Linked DNA regions of Mus musculus: region 2 is linked to region 1. A link is a loop called in an ENCODE intact Hi-C map of the cell type or tissue named here. Cell type or tissue: heart. All regions are shown on one strand. Links, peaks and the distances in the headings refer to the core of each region. The heading gives the core; the rest is flanking DNA. Region 1 holds the start of Ccn5 (cellular communication network factor 5). Region 2 overlaps Ada (adenosine deaminase).

Region 1 (10,815 bases), core at 1,693-9,692:
GTGTGTGTGTGTGTGTGTGTGTGTATGACAACATGGAGAGAGAAGCTTAAGGCTCCCAGTCCCAGCTATGGAGGGAGTAGACTGTTACTTAAATCTGTTCAGAGACGGAATAGGCTGTAGGGCATTGAGCATGCTAGCTAACATCTTTGAGCCTCGGTTTCCCTTTTTGTAAAACTTGTGAAAGAGGACAAGTGCCCGGCACTGCTTGGGCACACACCATGCCCCACGTGACGCCTGTGCACCCTTGCTCTCCACGGGGCTGTATATGGGTAGCTGTTGGCCCAGCTCTGGAAGCTGGCTATGATGTGGATGTGTGCGGATGGAGGTCACCATCAGGACAGTTCCAGCAGAGGCCGAGGGAAGAAACAGGGAGCGGGCCTTTGGGTCACCAGTTGAGCTGAATAAACCTAGCACCTAAAGTAAGGTGAAAGAGATAGAGAGAGAGTAGGCTCCATTTTGTCTCTGGATCCCATGGCCTTGACCCCCCAGCCTCCTCCCTGCCCACACACACACTGGTCTAGCAAACCTGCTTACAGAGGCACACAGCACCACGGCCACTGGGGCCTGCCCCAGGCTGACAAACCAGGCCCTGGCTGGGGTCGCAGACATGCAGGTGGTCGCAGGACTCCCCCAGCCTCCGTGCACACACTCGACAGCAGCCACAGCCATCCAGCACCAGGGGTACCCCCGGTGGGCACTGGGGTGGTGTCCAAGGACAGGCACAGGGTGCTGGGCACAGCTGGGCATACACCTGGGGAGACAGAAACCTCACTCAGTTTTGGCTATCATGGAAGGTATGGAAACTCCCACGACTGGTCACTTCTCTGCCAAACCAGACAGTGTGGGATCCTTAGCTCAGCCTCCGTGTCACGCAGAACGGGTCTTCAGCCTGAGCCATCCCACGGTGCTCCTAAGAGGCAGCATGGCACTGACCTTGAGCAAGGACCCAGGTCAGAGTCTCAGTCCTAGGCTCTGTCTTGTTGGCAGCGTAGCCTGAGAGCTCCTTTAACTCTCCAAGCCTGAGTCTCCTCGTTTGTAGAAGGGGGACAGGAAATGATGTCACTAACCCCTGAGCGTGGGTAGGAGGTCATTAATATGGCTGGCTTTTTGCTTGTTTGTTTATTTTTGGGGTGCACATGTATGTGTCGTGTGCAGGTGTTTATGTGAAAATATGAAGACATCAACATCAGGTAGAGGAATTTATCACTCTCTACCTTCTATTTTTCAGGCAGAGTATCTCACCAAGCCTGACCATCATCAGTTGGTTAGGCTGCCTAACCAAGTGAACTTGAGGCTCTGCCCATTGCTGGCCACTCCACTATGGAGGGTTCAGATGTGTCCCACTGTGTGTGGCTGCTACACGTGGGTGCTGGGGCACGATCTCATGTCCTCAAACTTGCACTGAGAGCATTTTACCCCAACAAACAATCTCCTTGCCTTCCCAAATGTGGCTAACTCCGGTGGCCATCTTGGCTATGTGCTCACGGGAGGGCAGGTACAAAAGCCTGAGAGTGATACCAAGGGAAGAGTGTGTTCTTACCCCTCGGACTTGAGAAGTCAAACAGAACACGTCACTTCCCGGTCTTGACACAGCCCACCATGCTTCCCAGCCTTAAGTGCACAATCAGATTAGCCAGGAAAGGGCAATACAGATTCCCAGGCCTCCTCTGGGACTCACGAAACTAGAAGTCACGGAGGCAGGACCTGTGATCTATTTAATAGGCTGTCTAGAAGCGTCTAAGAACCATCTAGGTCCACAGCCCCTCTGGCCCAGCCCACCCCAGCTCTCCACCCCCATATCACTCCACTCCACCACCACCGCTCCGCTCTCAGCACCCTGCACGAATGGGAAATTTGACTCCGCATGGAGGAGGAGCAGGGGGGAGTGACTGCCAATAGTCAGATCTGGGAGCCATGCCACGCCCACCTCACTGCTGTGGACTCTCGGCCCCAGAGGAGGACACTTCTGAAAGAGGCAAAAACTGAGCCAGGGCCTCCGTACCCATTCATCGCAGGGTTTCACCCCAGTGCTACAACTGCGCCTTTCACCCAAGACAGAAATACACAAATGAAGTTCCAGAAGCCATGAGCTCCCGAAAGGGTGGGCACCAAGAGGGAGGGAGATAGCACTCAAGATGTTCCAGACTGCCTACCCTACCAGTGAACGATCAATCTTTAACAGGAATAGAAGGCCTTATATGGAGGATTTGTGATTTAGGAAAAGAAAACTAAAGACCCCAGACCTCTTGATGGGATCAAGGAAACAGTGATCTGTTTACCGCCGCCCCATCCTGCCCACCCCTGGATCCAGAGTCTCAAAAACAAACAAAAAACAAAACAAAACAAAACAAAAATAAACAAAAAACAAAAAACAAAAAAACCTGCTCTCCAGGGCCCGCAGTTCTCACTCTGGCCAGCAGAGGCCGCCCCAGAGTTGCTGCTTGTCCCTAGCCAGTGAGTGAGTGAGTGGTTCCCACCTAAGGCAGGACACCCTGCAGAATTTCAGGTTCCAGAGGGTTCCTGGACCAGCAGCCTCTGAGAGCTTGCCATGAGCATGCACTGTCACCTCTCCAAGCCTCCTGTGTAATCTCAACATGGAATATAAGACATTCTTGGGTAACTCACTTGCAGTTGTCTTGAGAAGAAAGAGGCAGACTTTCAGAGCAAGGGTCTGACTCCCTTGGCTGAGCAGAACTGGCCAAAGACAAAACGAGCCTTCTACTGAGCCGGAGTCCTGCTGCAGGCTCTCGGTAGTTTCTGGCTTCTTCAGGTCCTGACTCCAAGAAAAGCCACTAATGATACCCTTACGTTGAGTGCTGTGTGCACAAGCTTTCCCTTTAGCCCTTTCCTACGAGGTATGGGCTTCGTGTCTGACTTAAAGATGATGAAATAACCCTTGGGAGACTGAGGCAGAAGAATTTTGAAGTTAGCCTGAGCTACATAGTGAGTTCCAGGCCAGCCTGGGCTACAGAGTGACACATTGTTTCAGAATAAACTCCAAAACAGTGAGGACAAAGCAGGTCAAAATCAAGTGATAAATATCTGGAAAGCAGTGGGACAAGATGAGAATTCAGCTTGGTGGGAAGGCAGAGCCCGCACTTAACTCTTGAGCCTGCTGTTCCCCCAGGGACTCCGTTAGCACCTGAACCTCAGCCTCAGCCTCTGTCCTCAGTTCAAGGACAGTAAGTAGGCAGGGCAGGTGCTCTTGCTTAGCCTATGGAAGCAGCAGCCCCTCTGGCATCCTCCTCTCCTCCACCTTTGCTAGCCATTCTGTCCCCATATTCAAGCTGTCTCACTTGCTTTGGTCTCCCCAGACTAAGTAACTAAGTCTCTGGTCGCTGTCAGACCCTGATCAACATCGCTTCGCTGTTTCCAGGTTCCTTCCTCCTGCCCCAGTCCAGAGCCTGGAGCCCACAGCCTGCCTGGAAGATCCAGAATTCCATCCCCCGGGAAGGCTGTGGCCTCAGGTCCTCTCCATGACTACATCCCAGATGCCAATCAACTTCCCAGGACCAGGAAAGAATGGCTTCATAAATGTCACACCAGTGGCCAATCTAGGGCAGCTCTTCCTCAGCCCTTCAGAACCCTCCCCTCCCGGGGCCCAGGAGACCACCCAAGCTACCCTCTCCAGCACCATGTTCTGCTCAACACCTTTCAAGACTGGAAGCCAGTTGGTCCCAGGGAGGGAGATGTTTATACTCAACACTGCATTGGCTCAAGGCCTTAACTCGGTGATACTGGGAACTTAACATTTAGTGTGAGGTATTGCTCAGGTTAGGGTAGAGAGACACAGACTAGGGTTTCCTCCAGACACACCTATGTCTGCCCCAGGCTCCACCATGCAACTCTTCTATTGTTCTTTTTCTTTGCTGTGTGGCTTTGGGCACATTGCTTACCCTCTCTGAGTCTCCTTTGATCAAAACAGGACAATTTGTTATAAGACTGTTATAAATGTGCAAACGGAACTACTCACAAGCCAATTAAAAGATGCCCAATGTGAACCAAGGGACAAGGACATTTGCCACAGAGATGTCTCCTGCTCTCTCTGACCAGGGCCAGAGGTCACTGACTGCCTGAGGGCTAGCATGTTGTACCCTCATGGACTGTACTTTGCAATCAGACCCCAGCATCAACCTCTGTCCTGGTTCAGAGCTACACAGCACTCACATTTGTTTTAGTTTCTATGACACTGGAGGATCCCACTGTCCTCTTTTAGACACTCATCTAGGTCCAGGACCTATGCTATCTTCTGTGGATGCAGTTCTCCTTAGTGGTCTCCCCAGAAGCTTCATGAACATTGTACCCATTCAACTGAGGCTGAAGCTCAGAAAGGGTAGGACACTTGTCTGAGGTCACACAGCCGAACTTGCATGCCCAGAGAGGGAAGCAAGCCTGGGCACAGAGACCAGACTGTATCCAGTATAGGGTCTTTCCAAGAGTTCTAAGTTGTGACCATATATCTGTCCCACCACCCAGAATTCTGCTGTCATTCAAGACCAGGATGCCTTACCATTGAGAGAATGCAGAGGAAGGAAATGGCCAGAAGATGGATCAGTGGGTTGCCCCTCATGTCACCGTGTCCCTTGTGGAGCCAGCTTCAAACCTGGGAAGCAAGACCCGAGTCTTTTTTTATGTTCTGGAGGGAATGAGGTTCCTTCTAGGTGCATACAGAGAAAGAGAAAACGACAGACAGACAGACAGACAGACACACACACACACACACACACACACATTTATAGTCCTTACACCGGTTTCCATAGTCCCAGGAATAAGCCCAGTTACCTGAGGCCGAGGAGGCCACCAAGAAGGTGTCTGACAGTGTGTGAAGCCCAAGCCACCGCAAGTGCCAAGAGTTTAGGACAGGAGCCTGACAGGAGCCTCTCAGCTCCTCAGTTCCCAGCAAGAAAGACCTCCATCCCAAGCTACTGCCACAGCAGCTGCAGCCTCGCCAAGGCCCCTGTCCCAGCCCGGGGTCCTCTGGAGATCAGGAGCGTCTGTCAAATGCTCTGCAGATCTGACCCACGGTGTCCTGAGCCCTGAAGCTCAAGCTCTGGGCAGCCCAGACCCAGCCTGTGGTTTCTGGCAGGGAGACTGGCAGCCACCCAGAGGTGGGTGTGACCCAGAGCAGAGCTTCCCTGGCAGCCTGTCTGCTCTTGGCAACCAAGAGCCTCCCTATCCTCCTGGGCTCTGAAGGTGGCCTAGGGTGGCCAAGCCTAAGCAGACTGAGCCTACTGTGTGCTGGCACTTGCTGGTCTCTGCTGATCTGACTGAGCAAAATTGTCTTTGTTGGATTCTACCAGCTCTGAGGGGTTCTGCAGACCTGGAGACACAGCACAGACCTGGGGACCAGAGCCTGGGGCATGGGGTAGTAATGAAAAGTGTAAGGACCCCCTCCCTTGTTCAGACAAAGAGTGAGATACAACTTCTGAGGGAGATGCCAATTCTGAAAGCTAACAAGGCTCTGCGGTAGAATGTTCCAGAGGGAACAGCATGATCAAATGTCTGGAGGAGGGACCTAACATAGTAGCCTGGCATACTCAGTACAGAAGGTATCTAGTGGGCATGTGGCTTCCTGGGCACTGGACTGGGCAGGAATACGCAGAGAATAAAACACAGGATTCACATCACCAACTGTATCCATTGGGTACAGGGGATGTCCCTAAGGTCCTATCAACGAGTGTTGGGTAGAAGGACATGGGATTTAAAGATCAGGGTGTAGGGCTGGAGAGATGGCTCAGTGGTTAAGAGCACTGACTGCTCTTCCAGAGATCCCGAGTTCAATTCCTAGCAACCACATGGTGGCTCACAACCATCTGTAATGGAATCCGATGCCCTCTTCTGGTGTGTCTGAAGACTGCAACAGTGTACCCATATACATAAAATACTTAAATAAATAAATCTTTTTAAAAAAAATCAGGGTGTAGAGACATCTGCTGTGTTATATGTAGAAGCATCATCTGTCAATAAAAGGCTGATTGGCCAATGAGCTGAGGCAGGAAATAGAAGGCGGGACATCTTGGGGGGGGGGCGGTTGATTCTGGGATAAAGTCAGAAACAGGGTCTTAGGTGCTTAGAGAAGGCTGTGGCTCCCAACACCTCCACCAGTTACAGTGCAACACACCCATGAGCCCAGATCACAGGGGGCTAGCCTGGGCTACAAAGCAAGCCCCTATCTCAAAAGAAAACAAACCTGGAGGCTATATGCTCCCTCCGAGTCACATACAGACTCTGCCTACCACTGTGGGTAGAAGACAAATATCTAGCAAATAAGTCTATATGACCTGAGGGCCTGAGGGAGAAATGGCATGGCCACCTTGGGTCCTTGCTGTCTGTAGTTCCCTGCTTGATCCTTTCTATGTTTATCGAGACTAGACTATGCCACACGCAGGCATGACACCAGCGAGACTGGAAAGGCAGACCGCAGTCATTTGGTTAGGTAGCGTGGGCAGAGGTACGGCACACAGGACCTGAATCAGGCAGGTGTGGAGTGAGACGCCGCTGAGTTTTGGGGCTGGCACGCTGAAGTGGTGAATGGACGGCTGTTGGTACGCAGTCAACTCTGAGCCAGACTTGACACCCTGTCTTGGGTGCTCACCCGCTCCATGGCCGCACGGAAACTCTCTCAGACAGACCTACACAACGTCCACACTGATAATTGTCTATCTCCTGCCACTATCTCCAAGACCTGAGTTTGTGTAAGACAGTGATGTGCTCAGCTTGGCAGCCAGGCAAGGCTATGTGGCTAGCTTCCTGTTGTGAGTTACGCAAAAGCATTGGGTGCAAATTCTGAGACTGGTCCCTAAAGGGAAGGCCTTTCTTTTTGTCACTCTGACACTCCTTTCTTCCTCTGCTTCTGGTCAAAGGTGGGATAGTGATGTTCGTGGCTGCCTTGTACCATGGAGGTACCTTGAAGACAGGTCTCATATACAGAGGGAGGCATAAAAGAAGGAGATTGGAGCCAGGCAAGGGCAAGCATGCATGTCATCCCTGTATCTTTAAGGCTGAGGCAGGAGGATAATGAGTTTAAGTTTAGCTTGAGTTATATAGAAAGACCCTGACTCATAGACAAAAAGGAGAGGATGTATCCCTTATGGTGCCTAGAGCTACATATGTGTCCTGGATACTCCTTATAGATTTAATGTACATAATTAAGGGGGCAATAATATGTCCATATATATACATATGTATTAATATGTAACCAGTGTCTTTAATATGTATATATGTATATAGTCCCATAGACCCTCCTATTTGAGCTGACATGAGTTTGAGTATTCCTGGTTAGTTACTGTTGATGTAAAAACACCATTTTGTTGTTGGTGGTGGTGGTGGTGTCTGCATACCTGGAAGCCATGCTCAGTCCCACTCATTGCTATTCCATACTCCATCCCTGCCTGTTGATTTGTCTAACCTTGTCTCTCTCCTGCTAGAATGGCATCTTTACTGGCCTTGCTGTCTGGCTCCAGGCCTCAGACCACAGCAGCAGTGTCTGCTCTTCTCGCCTTTTCCGGGTCCTTCAGAACATACATAGATGCAGCTTTTGGTTATGAAAAGCTCTGTGAGATTAAAGTTCTTCTTTTCCCTGAAGACCGAGGACCTCATCCAAGAGCCGAGTCTGCTCCAGGCGTCATGAACACTGGGCTATTTTCCTCCCTTGATCCTCTGAGGCAAATATGCTGGCGAGTTCTCTGTGGTTGGTGTTTTCTCTGGGATAAACTTCCTGATAGCGAGGGAATGTGATTATTTTAACCTTGCTGGATTCAGCCAGTATTTTATTTAGTGTCTCCATCTGTTCATAAATGAAATGGGCCTGTAACGTTCTTTCATGGGCTGCCTTATCTAGCTTTTGTAACGGCGGACATTTATCAAATAGCTCACTTGACAGGTTCCCCTCTCTTTCCCCGTCTCCCTTGTAACCTGTACAACATAGGGACTGTCTCCTGCAGTTCAGCAGGGATTTACCATCAGAGCCCTGGAGCTGCTGAGTTGAGGCTGGGAAGGTCTTGACTGCCATCAGATCTGGAAATATAATGCTTCAACTTCAATTCTCCACTAGTCCTTGGGCCGATCTTTTGGCATGTCAGTGTTTGCGTGTCTGTGTGCATGAGAGCAGACTTGCACACCAGGGGGTACAGGTGAGGAGGCCGCAGGTCAAGGTTGAGTTTCCTCCTCTGTGGCTCTCCACCTTTTTTTTGAGACAGGATCTCTCTCTGAACATACAGTTGATGCTTCGCTAGGCCAGGATCCTCCTGTCTCTGCCTTCCAGGTCTGGCATTATAGGTGTGTACTGCCAGACTCAGCGTTATTATATGAGGTTTGAGGATTCAAATTCAGGTTCTCACGCTTGCATCCAGTACCTACAGGGTCATTGTCCCCTCTTTAGGTTCCTTATACCTCTCTAAAAATTGCTTGTTTCCTCAGGTTTTAGGTTTTCAGATGTACAACTATATCACTGGTTCACGGTGGCCTTAAATTACTTAACTTCTAGGTCCAGGTTATTGCTACCATTTTGCTGTTTATTTTCTTTTACCTGGTTGGGAGCGGGATGCTGAGGTTGGAACCCAGGGATGTGGGTAAGTGCTCTGCCCCTGAGACACACATTCCAGCCCTGTCTCTACGTTGTACCTCTGGTCAGCCTGCTCGGGCATGTGTGTCTGCTATTAATTTGGTCTTGTTTTGATGAATTCTTTTGATCTCAAGCTTGTTGATTTGTTCACAGAATCTCCTGTTGCAGACAGCACATTCTGTTTGGCCCTTTGATGCTGACTTTGTCTGCATCTTAAGCAATATTATGTGGATCACAGAAAGGGGAATGGGCTCCCACCCCTCAACTGGAGGCTGCATCTCCATAATGGATGCCTCCCACTACCCTGTCATGATAGGAGGGACAGGTTAGGTCCCTCTGTGGCTTTCCTTCCACATGTTCTGCAGGCTAGGCAGGAATTCAAATATCCTGGCCCTGTGGTCCCAGGTGCTGTGTGACAGGCCCCCAGGGATAACTGTGGACTTAGATGGTTTACCAGTTGGCGGAAGGTTGAGCTGTCAGGGAGCAAGTGGGAAGTGACATACGCTCACAGAAGGGCTGGAGTGTGGTGGTCCCGGGGCACACATCTAGCATAGCACATATGCCTGTGTGAGCTGAGGTCCCAGAGCAAGGGGACGGCAAGAGGATGATACCAAGTATGTAGCTGCTGGCAAGCTGAGGGTCATGGTGGCACATGACAGGGCTTTGGAAACTGTACAGGACTTATTCAAAGCATGTTGGGGAAAGCCTAGCATGCAAGTGTCTAGATGAGTCAGTGTCTAGCCAGTCTTTGCTACTTTGTGGGGTCTTCTTTTCCCACCCTTTACCCTCCTCCCAGTTTCACCCTCTATCATTGGAGGAGAGAGAGAGAGAGAGAGAGAGAGAGAGAGAGAGAGAGAGAGATCCCTGAATCTAATTTCTTTCCTTTCGTCTCTTTAAGCACAACTACTAACAATCCACAACCACCATCCCCTCCCCAAAACAACCAACAACCACTAACGCCATTAGGCCCCAGCATTTATATACCCTCTGAAAAGTGCCCAGAATTCCATATGTCGCACAACCATAGAAACTATCTGCAGCTGGCAAAACCACGCTTCTACTAGAGCACGAGGCAAATCATAGTCACCTGCCGCAGGTTGTCTGAAGCAGCCATAGATCCCCAAACCTGGGATTAAAATGGAAGCACATTCTTGTAATATATGTCTGTGTTTTTAAAGAAGCCAAAAATTCCAGAATTCTCACATGTCAGTGAACTGAAGAAGCCAGGCTCCAATCCTGGCTTTGTCTTTGTGCACCTTTGGGCAAATCCTTTGACTTTCTTGGCCTCAGTTTCCTTATCCATAAAGTGGGTGAAAAGCAATTCCTTGCTTTCCAGCACCTCTAGCCCCAGAGGTCTATGTTTTATACACCTAGAAACCACTTATTTCCAGAAGGAAATCTCTGACCCAGAGAGGGGCTTGGAGGAAGGCCCTCAGCAGAGACCCACAGCACAACTCAGAATTCAGGATACTTTGCTAAGCTGGGACCAGCTGATCAGGGACCAAACCAGTGGGCTAGGTTATTCCTGTTCCACCTGAGAGCTCCTGCCTTTGTCAGAAGACCCCTAGCTCCAAGGAGACACTTCTCTGCTTGGTCCCTACAGGTGCCACTATCTGTCTACTACACCACTCATCTGTCCATTCTTCCACTTATGTCTGTCTGTCTGACCCATCTGTCCATCTATTTGTATATTCATCCACCCATTAATCCATCGATCCATCCATCTTCCATGTATTCATTCTAAAAACCCTGCCTGTACCAGCCATGCCTTGGTGTTAAAGAAGAAGGAAAAACAGGTCCCTGTCCACAGGGAGCCCATGGGGTCAGGGGACAGAGGCCAGCAGAGACAATTTCCACATAGTTAGTAGGGCATGCTAAGGAGGAAGGCAGGGAGACCTGAGCCTGCCTTGGAGGACGAGACACTGAATTTGGAAGCAAGTGTAGTGTCAGCGGGGTGATCTGAGCAGGATGAAGCGAGGCCTGGAGGTGGTGGGGTTGAATCTGGATGGAGCCATGATGGGGGTGGGGAGCTGAGGGGAGCTGCAGCTGTGCAGGCAAGTGTCAACTGGGGATCATGTTGGTAGCTGGGGTGGGAATGATGCCAAGTCCTTGGGCACACTGCGTGGCAGCTTGCAGAGGTAGAAAACTTTCTCCGGCAGTTGTCAGACCCCCCACTCCCGTCCCTGCCTATGTGATGTCAGGTAACTCTGTGAGGCCCAGTCCCCGGTGATGGCATCACAGGTTGTCTCTTT
Region 2 (10,815 bases), core at 1,008-9,007, 88 kb after region 1:
TCCCTCTGAAGGCTCCCCAGGATCACCATGGCTGGATGTGGCTATAGGAGGGTGACTCTGAGGCAATCTGGCCCGCAGCAAAAAGTTTAATCTGGAGGGACCAGGTGGATATTCGGAACCTCCCCCTTTGTGCTAGGACCATAGCAGAGGGAGGTACTGTATTCCCACAGTGCATGATGGGAACCTAGCAGGACTGGTGAGGATTCGTGACTCACAAGCCCGAGCAGGAGACATGGGTGTCTCCTACTGGAAAATTCCAGGAATGTGGGCTTATTTTATTTTATTTCATTGTGGTGCTGGGAATGGAACCCAGTGCCTTCTGCATGCTATGAAGCTACAGTCTAAGCCCCTCAATAGCTTACACACACACACACACAATAATAACAACAATAGTGATGATAAAATAGAAGAAACCAAGGCCTAGAGGGATCCAATGGGCTGGATCTGAATCAGAGTGGGCGGAGACCTCAGTGCATGCGCAGGAGGAGGAAACCTCCCCAAGTTCACACCAGCTTCTGCAGTCCATGGGGAGGCAGAGACCCTGATGCAGGAAGAAGACTCCAAGGCAGAGGTGGTGGTGCTGGATTGGGGGCGGGGTGGGAGGGAATTATGACGCTGCACAGTAGCTATTGTGTCTGATAGCTTCTGTCTGGGCATATGTCCAACTGCCTCTGCCTGCCCCTGGACCTGATGAGGAAGTCACGGGCTTGCCCCGGTACTCACCCTGTTAGTCCCTTGAGATGAAGTGACTTGTCTGGCTATTCCACCCCAAATGCATTTAATCCTGGAAGTCAAGCAGAGCTGGGCCTGGTTGTTCTTGGATGGGAGATGAGTGACTTTTTTTTTTTTTCATGGCTTCTGGTTAGAAGTTTTTGGCGGTGGGGGGAGCTCTGCTCTGTTCTCTATGCCTTGGAGTTCGGAGTCCGCACCCATCCCATGGGAGGAGGTAGATGGAAGGATCCCCTGTTTCTTACTGGGGCTTCCAGTCTGTTCCATGCTGCCCTGGGGGGCCAGGCTGGATCCCGCCCTGGCATCTCACTGTTTTCATTTGTTTTTGGTTTTGTTTTTAAATGCATGTATTTTAAAAAATTCATTTTATGTGTTGCTAGTGTTTTGCCCCCAAGTATATGTGTAACACACACATGCCTGATGCCAGCAAAGGAGGCCTGAAGGCATTGGATCCCCTGGAATTAGAGTTACAGCTGGTCATGGGCCTCCATGTGGGTCTCGTCTTCTGCAAGAACAGCCAGTGTGCTCTTACCCACCAAGCCCTGGTGCAGCCCCTCACCCTTGACTTTATTTTTAGGAAGAGAGGCATCGCCCTCCCGGCAGATACAGTGGAGGAGCTGCGCAACATTATCGGCATGGACAAGCCCCTCTCGCTCCCAGGCTTCCTGGCCAAGTTTGACTACTACATGCCTGTGATTGCGTAAGTTGCTCCCCAACCCTTGTGCCCCACAGTAGCATCCATCCCTATAACCAAGGTCAGGCCTGAGCTGCTGCTGTACAAGGCACTCTGCACCTCTAACCCTGCTTCTTACCATAGTGTGCACATGAGCCGACCTCTCCTGTGCCTTTGGGCTCCTGATCTCATTCCGTCCAGAGGTGGCTTCTGTCTCAGGGCAGAGGAGGCTCTGCTTGCTGAAGCCCCGTGCTGGCCGGGCTATCTAGGATGTCCTGTTCAGAATTCACTGCTCTTTAGACCCATGCCACCATTCCAGATCTCATAGAAAGAGCCCTAGTCTTAAGGTAAACTGAGGCATGGGTGCAGAACAGGGAAGGGTCTAAGCCAGGTCCCTCATTCCCCAGGCTAGAGCTTTGGAAGGGAGACCCTGGAGTGGGACATGGAAGTGGAGTTGGGTCTTTCTTTGATGTCTTGAGTCACTGGGTGAGTGAAGACCATTACTAGTCTCTGAGAAGGCCCAGGAATGGTCACTAGAGAGTGCCAGAGAAAGGACTCATGACTGGAAATCTAAGCCAGCCTTCTGACCCAAATAAACCAACCTTTCTCCACATCTCTCAGAGCAAACACCAAAATCCACAGGACAGGTGTACAAGCCCTACAACTTTGAGCTCCTGCTTTCATGGGTGCTGACTCCTCCCCCACCCCACCCCACCCCCACCTCAGATCCTCTGTCCCTGTTCTCTCAACCTGCACCACTGTTCTCTAAAAGCCCACGGTTTGTCTTCTGCAGGTGGGGTCTTTCTGGCCGTGCTGTGGCAGGCCACATGGCCTCCTAGCTTTACCTGTATCGGTAGCATTCCTATGTCACAGATTGTATGTTTTCCCCCTATTTACACCTGGCTTCCCTGTCACGAGGCAATGGAAAGGCAGGGATCCTAGCTCCTGTTCACTGTCTAGTAGGAGTCTTGGCCCAGCATGAGGGCTCAATACCCACTTGAAGGACGGATCAGACTGTAGATAGCTATGTGAGAGCTGTGGGGGGATGGAGCTAGGAAAGACAGTGAGCAAGCTCCCCGCTATGGCAGAGCTGAGACCCGATCCTCCCTCACCCATGGAACCCACTCCTAGGAGTGACTCCACTGCCTCAGAGACAGGCCCTCTCTTCTCCCCCAAGGGCTGTCGGGGGCACTTGCTTGCCTTCTCTACATTGGAGGGAGTCCTAACTAGGCCCATCCACTAGCATTTGATCACTGCCACAGAGGCCTTCACAGGTAACTTGTGCCTTGCTCATGGAGTCCACACTCGACAGCAACAGCAATTAAAACCCTTCCGGGCTGTGTCTGATCACTTCTTGGCCTTTTGGCTGAGACCAAGGGTAGCATTTGTCTGCCTGTCCAACTGCCGGCCTGGGTGAGGTTTCGGATGCTCCCTTCCCTTACAGTAACCCTCATCAAAGGGTAATTGACTAGCCAGGATCACACAGACTTCATAGTGAGTCCATGACTGGAGACCAAGTCCTCCCATCCCAGCGTCCCTCTGGATTCACCATTTAGCTTCCCTGCCAGCCTTCCGTCCATTATTCATCTAATATATGGCTACTGTGTCCTAGGCACTTCCCTTGGCTGAGGTATCACAGCCATGACAAGATAGACAAAGAGATCCTTGTCTCATAGGAGCCAAGGGGAGATGTGATATAGCCCCTAAAAAAAGCATGTGGCATCTAATGTCAAGTGGGGATTGAGGCGTGGGGAAAGGATGCTGAGGGGAGGTGGTTTGAGGAGGCCCGGGCAGAGGGCCTTAAGCTGGCATTAGGTGGGGGCAGGTGGAGTGCAGGAGGCTGGAGCAAAGGGGAGACCACGACCCAAAGTCCTGAGGTGGGAGGGACAAGCTCAAGGGTCCTTGGCCAGAGGAAGACTGTGCAGTGCAGCACAAGGCGCCAAGGAAGCTGGTGACTGTGACATTTGGGCTGGCATGGAGTCAGAGCTATACAACTGGCAGGCATGGGGGCTCAGAAGAGAAGAATGAACTTTGGTTTCACACACACACACACACACACACACACACACACACACACACACACACCATTTTTTAAATCACTCTCACTGCTTTGTGGAGAGTGGAGTACTTTGGGACAAACTGGTCGACATGCCTGTTAGAGGCAAAGTGGTCACACAAGGGTAAGGGGGTCAGAATGAGTTTGTAGTTCAAACGTACAGCTTCCCGGGAGGCTTGGCTCTCATGGGCAGGTGCCCAGGCATTGAGAGCCTGTGAGCTGGAAACAGGCTGGCTCGGAGGACAGTTGTAGTTACCTCGTTGGCTACTAGAGCTCCCAAGGAGCTGAGGAAGGTTGCCAACCTGTGTTCTTCCCTTCCCAGGGGCTGCAGAGAGGCCATCAAGAGGATCGCCTACGAGTTTGTGGAGATGAAGGCAAAGGAGGGCGTGGTCTATGTGGAAGTGCGCTATAGCCCACACCTGCTGGCCAATTCCAAGGTGGACCCAATGCCCTGGAACCAGACTGAGTGAGTGACATCACTGGAGGGGGCTGTGCTGAGCGGGGCTCTGAGCTGAGGATGGAGTGCTTAGAGCCCTGGCCTGGTCCATGGACTCAGAGCGACTCAGCTCAGTCCTAAGTGCACGATCCCTATTCCTCTGCTTGAGGCTGTGTCTCTCCCCTAAGTGAATACTAGCTAGTTGCCATGACTCTGCCTGGCTTAGCCGGTGACTTCCAAAGTCATTTGCTCAATGAATGAGTCTGGCCCGTTGCGGTCTTCTGGTCGACCCCTTGCACCTTTAAGTCTCTTGAACCCCCTATTCCTTCCCTCTGAGCCATGATTCTGATACACCACATGGGAAGTGGGAATTGAACAGGCCCAAATTCAATCCCCTCTCCATCTAGAAATAGAAAGGGCTGTGTGACGTCACTACATCCCTGCTCCAGTTCCATGGCTGCCCATGGTCTTCCCTTGGCCTAAAGTCCTCCCTCTTCCTCTCTCCACACAGAGGGGACGTCACCCCTGATGACGTTGTGGATCTTGTGAACCAGGGCCTGCAGGAGGGAGAGCAAGCATTTGGCATCAAGGTCCGGTCCATTCTGTGCTGCATGCGCCACCAGCCCAGTGAGTACCGCCGCACCCTGCTGGCTGCCTGGCCTAGAACAAGGCTGGACCGACTATCCCAGCGTCCCCCACCTCGTATTTCTAGAGTTTTCTAAAAAACACCTGTGAACTTTTGGTGACTCTGGTGAGTCTCCTTAACAGGAAATCTGGGACTTGACAGCCACGTGATCCACAGGAAGCTCACAGCCAAAGGAACCTAAACAATAGGAAAACGTGTAATACCATTTAAGACTTATGGTCTGGCCCTGCCTTATCTGGGCCATAAAGACTCTTGATGGGTCTGATTTCTGAGGTATCCGGGGGTCCTCCCCCACTACCGGTCAAGTCTCCAAGGCTCAACCTGCAGAGCCCTTTCTGTGACCCAGGGCAGGTCACATCACCCCTCGTGAGCTCTTTCACACAGTGTCTGGTGATGGTCACACTCACTTCTTGCCCCCACCCTAAGGATTAGTGGGAACCAAAGCCCCGGGCTGATGTTAGGTTACAGGGTCTGTTATAATAGGGCATGGCCTGTCTGTCTCTTCATTAACCCTCAGTGTAGCCTGGGGACTGAACTCAGGTCATTAGGCTTAGGGCTTTAACTGCTGAGCCATCTTGTTGGCCCACATCATAATAACTTTATGAGGCTCCTAATATAAAAGTGCATGATGCATTAGAAATAAACGAATATTCCCATGAATTATATTCTAGGCTAAATGTTAGGCTCTGATTTCCTATCTTCTCAGTGGGGTAAGTATGCCATGGGAGTTGGTAAGCGCCACTGGTCTAGCCTGTCCATCACTTACTGAACCCAGCCCACGTCAGCAGACACTCGCCATGACCTTGTGCAGTGGTTGGTGGTGTCCCTCTGGGAAAGGGCACTCTGAGGCATGGGTGAGGAGGACACAGCAGTCAGGATATGAAGACAAGACACTGGATCTTATATCTTCTCTGGCCTCAGATGAGGAATTAGGGCAGCCAGTGGGTGGCTGGCAGGCCCTACTCCATCCCTGTTTGATGTGGCCCCGTTGGACCTCTCTTGCAGGCTGGTCCCTTGAGGTGTTGGAGCTGTGTAAGAAGTACAATCAGAAGACCGTGGTGGCTATGGACTTGGCTGGGGATGAGACCATTGAAGGAAGTAGCCTCTTCCCAGGCCACGTGGAAGCCTATGAGGTGGGCCTGAGAAGGGGAGGGTGGCCCTGGGGGAGCTTGGGTAGTAAGCTTGGGGTCTTCTGAATCCTTAGATATGTCTTGGTTGGGGCTCTGGACTTAAAACAGGACATTACCTAAAGCCCCACTAGGTGTTGGGAGAGTTATGTTTGAGTCTGCATCTGCCTATGTATTCCTGTGTGACCTTGGACAGGGCTGCTTTTTATCTGGACCTCATTGCCTTGATTCTAAACTTCTTGTTAGGCCTTGGTCATGTTAACTTGGCTTTCTTGAGCTCCGCCCTAAAGCAGTGTAATAGCATTTGCTTTGGACTATTAGACAATGTGTTTAAACCCTTCAAACAGCATCAGTGCACAGAAGCTACAGAGTAAAACGTTTCCACTCTACTCCTGACTTGGGAAACTAGACCACACTGTCCTATACACTTCTTCAAGTAGCCTAGCCTGATTCTGGGGACAGTGACACTTGCCAAAAGTCAGACCCCTAAATGTGGCAGAGACAGAGCTCGCTAGGGTCCTCTCAGAGCCACGCCCAAACTGTCTCTTCCCCTTCCAGGGCGCAGTAAAGAATGGCATTCATCGGACCGTCCACGCTGGCGAGGTGGGCTCTCCTGAGGTTGTGCGTGAGGTAAGGAGCCAGTGACCCCGGGCCTCTTCTTCCTGATTCTGTTCCTGTCCCTGGACTCACCTCCTCTCTGCTTCTCCACAGGCTGTGGACATCCTCAAGACAGAGAGGGTGGGACATGGTTATCACACCATCGAGGATGAAGCTCTCTACAACAGACTACTGAAAGAAAACATGCACTTTGAGGTGAGACGCCAAGGCAGAGAGAGTGAGCTCTGGCTACCCCGTGCCTTTCAGACAGAGGCAGGACAGGCAGGCTGAGTGGGAGTGGCCACATGGTGGAGGTTTCGTGGGGCTTGAGGCAATGAAGCACTAAAGCTATCCAGAATAGAACCTCAGCAGGTGGCTCAGCCCTGACCAGTCTGGCCCCGGGCCCACTATGCCAGCCACACACCTGCCCCTTGCAGGTCTGCCCCTGGTCCAGCTACCTCACAGGCGCCTGGGATCCCAAAACGACGCATGCGGTTGTTCGGTGAGATCTGGTTCCTGGGACCCATTTGGTTTTGATCTGGAAAGGAAGGGGAGGGGATGGGGACCTGACCATCCTGGTTCTTAGTCATGGAGTCACTCTGACTGGCTGGGAAGCAGGCATTGCTGTCCTTGTCCAACAACTGAGGACCGTGAAGCTCAGATGTGCCAACCTGACTCCTCACCCACTGACTAACAGAGCTGGGCCCCATTGCCCATCGGCCATGAGTGTCTACCTTCTTGTTACTCGACTCTGACTTTTGGGCTGCGGGAAGATGCGTCTCATCTGTCTGGATGTTCACTCTTATTGATGCAGCCAGGTGTCCCCTGAAGGCCAGCTTGAAAGCTTTTCCCTAGAGCACCTTGCCCATGCTACCTGACTCCCATCAGCAACTAAAAACAAGGCCTTCCTGGCCAATGACCTTATCAGGCTTCAGGAGGAGAACAAAGTTGTCTTTTCCCAAGGCAGGATAGAGGTGGGCTGCCAATGGCCAGGACAGCACTGGTCTGTCAGCTACACTTACACAGATGGAAGGACTGTGCTCTTATAACAAGAGGCTCGTGGGCTTTCTTAGTGTGCATGGTGCCTGTGGAATGGCTCAATGGTCACTCTAGGAGGCACACAAGCCTATTGCACACAGGCTGGGGAAGGGTCGAATCATCTGCGCAAATACAAAGGTTGAAGAGCAAAGACTCTGGGAGATGGTGGATCAAGATGAGGAGGGAAGAGAACCTGTAACAGTGACAGGCAGAAACAGAAGGAAAGCCAAAGACCTGTCAAGGTGCCCAGGGCTGGGAGACACCTCAGTGGATAAGGGAGCTTGCCGTGCAAGCGTGAGACCAGGGTTCAGACTGCTAGCACCCACATAAAAAGCCAGGCATGGCCGTGCACACCTGTGACCTTAGCACTAGGGAGGGGAGTGGAGACAGGAGGATTGCTGGCCTCAAAATAGTGAGCTTCAGGTTCCATGAGAGTCCCTATCTCAAAGAAGTAAGGTGAGGACTATCAGAGAAAGACACCCAATGTCTTCCTCCAGCTCCATGCACTCCTGAACACACACACAAAAACCACAAAAACCAAAGTTGCAAATGACTTTTTTAAAAAGTATGGGGTCAGAGATATCCAGGTATAATGCTTTGAGAAAAGTCAAGTGTCAAATTCTGGGACTGGTGAGATGGCTCAGTAGGTAAAGGTGCTTTCCTCAGAGCGTGACAACCTGAGTTTGATCCCAGGAACCTATATGGTAGAAACAGGAAAGCGACGGCCATAAATTGTCCTTTGACCTCCAATCTCATGCCCCATGGCATGCTTAAATAAATAAGAATTTGAAAGCGTTGAAAACTGCTCTCCGAGCAAGGAAGGTTGGAGCTGCCAGAAACCAGTCAAGTTCAACAAGATGGAGGGCAGGGTTGTGCCAGGAAGTTTCCATGCTGTATTGGAAGAGCCTTGTGGCAAGGGACTGAGGACTGACTAGGAGAGGAGGGTAGGATGCTAGCCATGCTCCACCACTGAGAGGGGGAAGGCTAGAGAGCATGGTAGCTTAAGGCTGTCACCGTCTCCCTGTCACCTCAGGCTGTTCTGCCTCTGCCTCTGAGCTGGCTTTTCCCAGTTTTATAAATGTTTCCTCTTTAATACGAGAATGCAACCCTTTGTGTTGTCTAAGGTTGTATAAAGATGGAAGAGGGAGGTGGTGGAAGGGCAGTGATGGTTCTTGGAGTGAAGAGGCTCTCTCTCTCTCTCTTTTCTTCCTGCCTGGCCCCTCCCCCAGCTTCAAGAATGATAAGGCCAACTACTCACTCAACACAGACGACCCCCTCATCTTCAAGTCCACCCTAGACACTGACTACCAGATGACCAAGAAAGACATGGGCTTCACTGAGGAGGAGTTCAAGCGACTGGTGAGTATGTGTGAGCTATGAGCCTGACACTGGCCCAGGTGTGTGTGTGTGTGTATATGTGTGTGTGTGTGCGCGCGCGCGCGCGCGTGCACACACACGCACGTGAGTGCATATATTGTGTGTAGATTGCCTAGAACCTCTGGAGACCAAGAATGGGTTGGCCTGACATGCCAAGCTCAGCCTAGTACCAAAAGCCTTCCACAGAGATGCCTTGGCAGTAGCATGCTGGCTGAGGGACCAGGCAACTTAGCCTTTGCTTGGGTTGAGCCCCTTAGAAGACCCCTCTCCCAAGACAGGTCTGACTGTGGACGTTTTTGTGACATTTAGGTTGGTTGTAGGCTCAGACCTTGGTCTTGGGTTCTGATGTCCTGAGTGAGTCCCTGCAAGGATCTGTTTCCCCCACTATGATGCCCTTGCCCTTGCTAACAGGGCTGCTTCCTTCCTTGTCCTGACTCCATGTTTCCCCCTTCTAGAACATCAACGCAGCGAAGTCAAGCTTCCTCCCAGAGGAAGAGAAGAAGGAACTTCTGGAACGGCTCTACAGAGAATACCAATAGCCACCACAGACTGACGGTACGCTTGTGCAGGGCGCAATAACCACCCCACCACACTGTCCCTCCTTAACTCTGTGCGATTGTGGCAGAAGTCCTTGGGCAGGAGCACACCTCTGCAGGGTTACAGCCACCACCCTATGCTGTCCCTCCACAACTTTCTGTGTGGCTTGTAGCAGAAATCTTTCCCAGAGTAGGGACAGCCCTGAAAAAATGGAGACTGTCTGGCTTCTGGGCACAGTGCTCAGCTTCTTGTCAGGGTGGCTATTTCCTGATCATTATGCAGGATAGGCTCGGGCAGCCTGGAGTGTGACTTGAACAGCAGTTGGCCCAGTCCCAGTTCCATGAGTCCCTTTATTTCCTTATGGCCTTGGCAAGCCACACATTCCCTTGCTTGAAGCCCGTCTTGCTGTCTATGGAAGGAAGTTATTACTCTCTGGCCCGGATTTCTGTGCTTTCTACCATGCCTTACATGTCATGAGACCTGACCTTTCTATTTCTCTGACTTGACCAGCAGGGCGGGTCCCCTGAAGATGGCAAGGCCACTTCTCTGAGCCTCATCCTGTGGATAAAGTCTTTACAACTCTGACATATTGACCTTCATTCCTTCCAGACCTTGGAGAGGCCAGGTCTGTCCTCTGATTGGATATCCTGGCTAGGTCCCAGGGGACTTGACAATCATGCACATGAATTGAAAACCTTCCTTCTAAAGCTAAAATTATGGTGTTCAATAAAGCAGCTGGTGACTGGTATCTTGCAGCACATGGTGAATATGGTCTCGGGGCTGCTGGCTAGGATGCTAAGAAAGGAGGAGCCCTGGGCCCTACGCTGAGTGTCAGGCTGGGGAGCCAGGGTCTCTTTCCTGCAGAAGCGATTCTTTCCCAGAGGGGCTGTTGGAGCAGATGCTCCTGAACTCTCCGCCCCTTTAACCAGTCCTTTGGATTTATTTTTATTATTTTTAAATATTTAATTATGTTTATGTATATGGGTGTTTTGCCTGCTTGTATGTATATGCATCATGTGTGCCTGGTGCCAGAGGTCAGAAAAGGGTACCACCTCCCCTGGTACTGGAATTTAGGTAGTTCTAACCCACCATGTGCCCATGTGCCCACCAGTGGACAGCAAGTGAGAGCCGACTCTCTCTTCCTACCCTGTCAGCCCCAGGGATGAACTCAGGCTGCCAGGCTGGGTAGTAAGTCTCTACCCACTGAGCATCTCACAGGCCCTTTTCAGGCTGTGGCAGGTGTGGGCTGTGGGTGGGTGAGGTGAGGAAGGACTCATGAGATGCCACATGAGGGGTTGTGCTGGTCACCACAGGATAGAGGGCAGCAGTGGGGCCCTGCAGGGTGAGGATGTGGGGATGCAGAGCCCAGCTGTGCAGTTGATAGTTAAAAGAAAAGATCATAAGCCAGTCACACAAACCACCAGCATTTATTTCCTGGGCCTAAGTATCAGTCTCTTGGTACAAAGGGCAAAGAATTGGTCAGTTAGTTTTGAGTCCAAATCCTTTCCCAAAACTGGATCTGTGAGGCTCCATGAGGAAACTTAGAGCTGCATAGATCATCAGAACTGAGCTTTAAACGGCTTTCAAAACAAAACCAAA

Evidence for each region. A loop is a pair of places that touch in the nucleus more often than their neighbours do. Peaks named below come from ENCODE experiments on the same cell type or tissue, not always from the same donor. Only the 100,000 strongest peaks of a DNase experiment are listed, where the experiment ranks them.
Region 2: a loop joins it to region 1, with 2.5 times the contacts of the local background. A loop is called at or near these places in 3 of 42 quality-filtered maps.

What each region holds. Positions count from the first base shown.
Region 1 is chr2:163,815,077-163,825,891 of GRCm38, reverse strand. Ccn5 (cellular communication network factor 5) reads right to left here and starts at 5,058. Exons shown (of 5, transcript NM_016873.2): 1 at 4,783-5,058; 2 at 4,511-4,603; 3 at 535-751. The coding sequence starts at 4,570. In heart, for the core only: no CTCF peak of the experiment used is centred there; DNase peaks (open chromatin) are centred at 1,911, 5,101 and 7,613; H3K4me3 peaks cover 768 bases; H3K27ac peaks cover 555 bases; H3K27me3 peaks cover 2,003 bases.
Region 2 is chr2:163,725,963-163,736,777 of GRCm38, reverse strand. Ada (adenosine deaminase) reads left to right here. Exons shown (of 12, transcript NM_007398.4): 3 at 1,307-1,429; 4 at 3,781-3,924; 5 at 4,406-4,521; 6 at 5,546-5,673; 7 at 6,226-6,297; 8 at 6,379-6,480; 9 at 6,702-6,766; 10 at 8,532-8,661; 11 at 9,135-9,234; 12 at 9,730-10,207. The coding sequence ends at 9,218. Pkig (protein kinase inhibitor, gamma) reads right to left here. Exons shown (of 4, transcript NM_001039391.2): 4 at 10,620-10,815. Among named protein-coding and RNA genes, the nearest start is that of Ada, 19 kb to the left of the region's middle. In heart, for the core only: a CTCF peak has its summit at 4,545 (motif pointing left); a DNase peak (open chromatin) is centred at 4,567.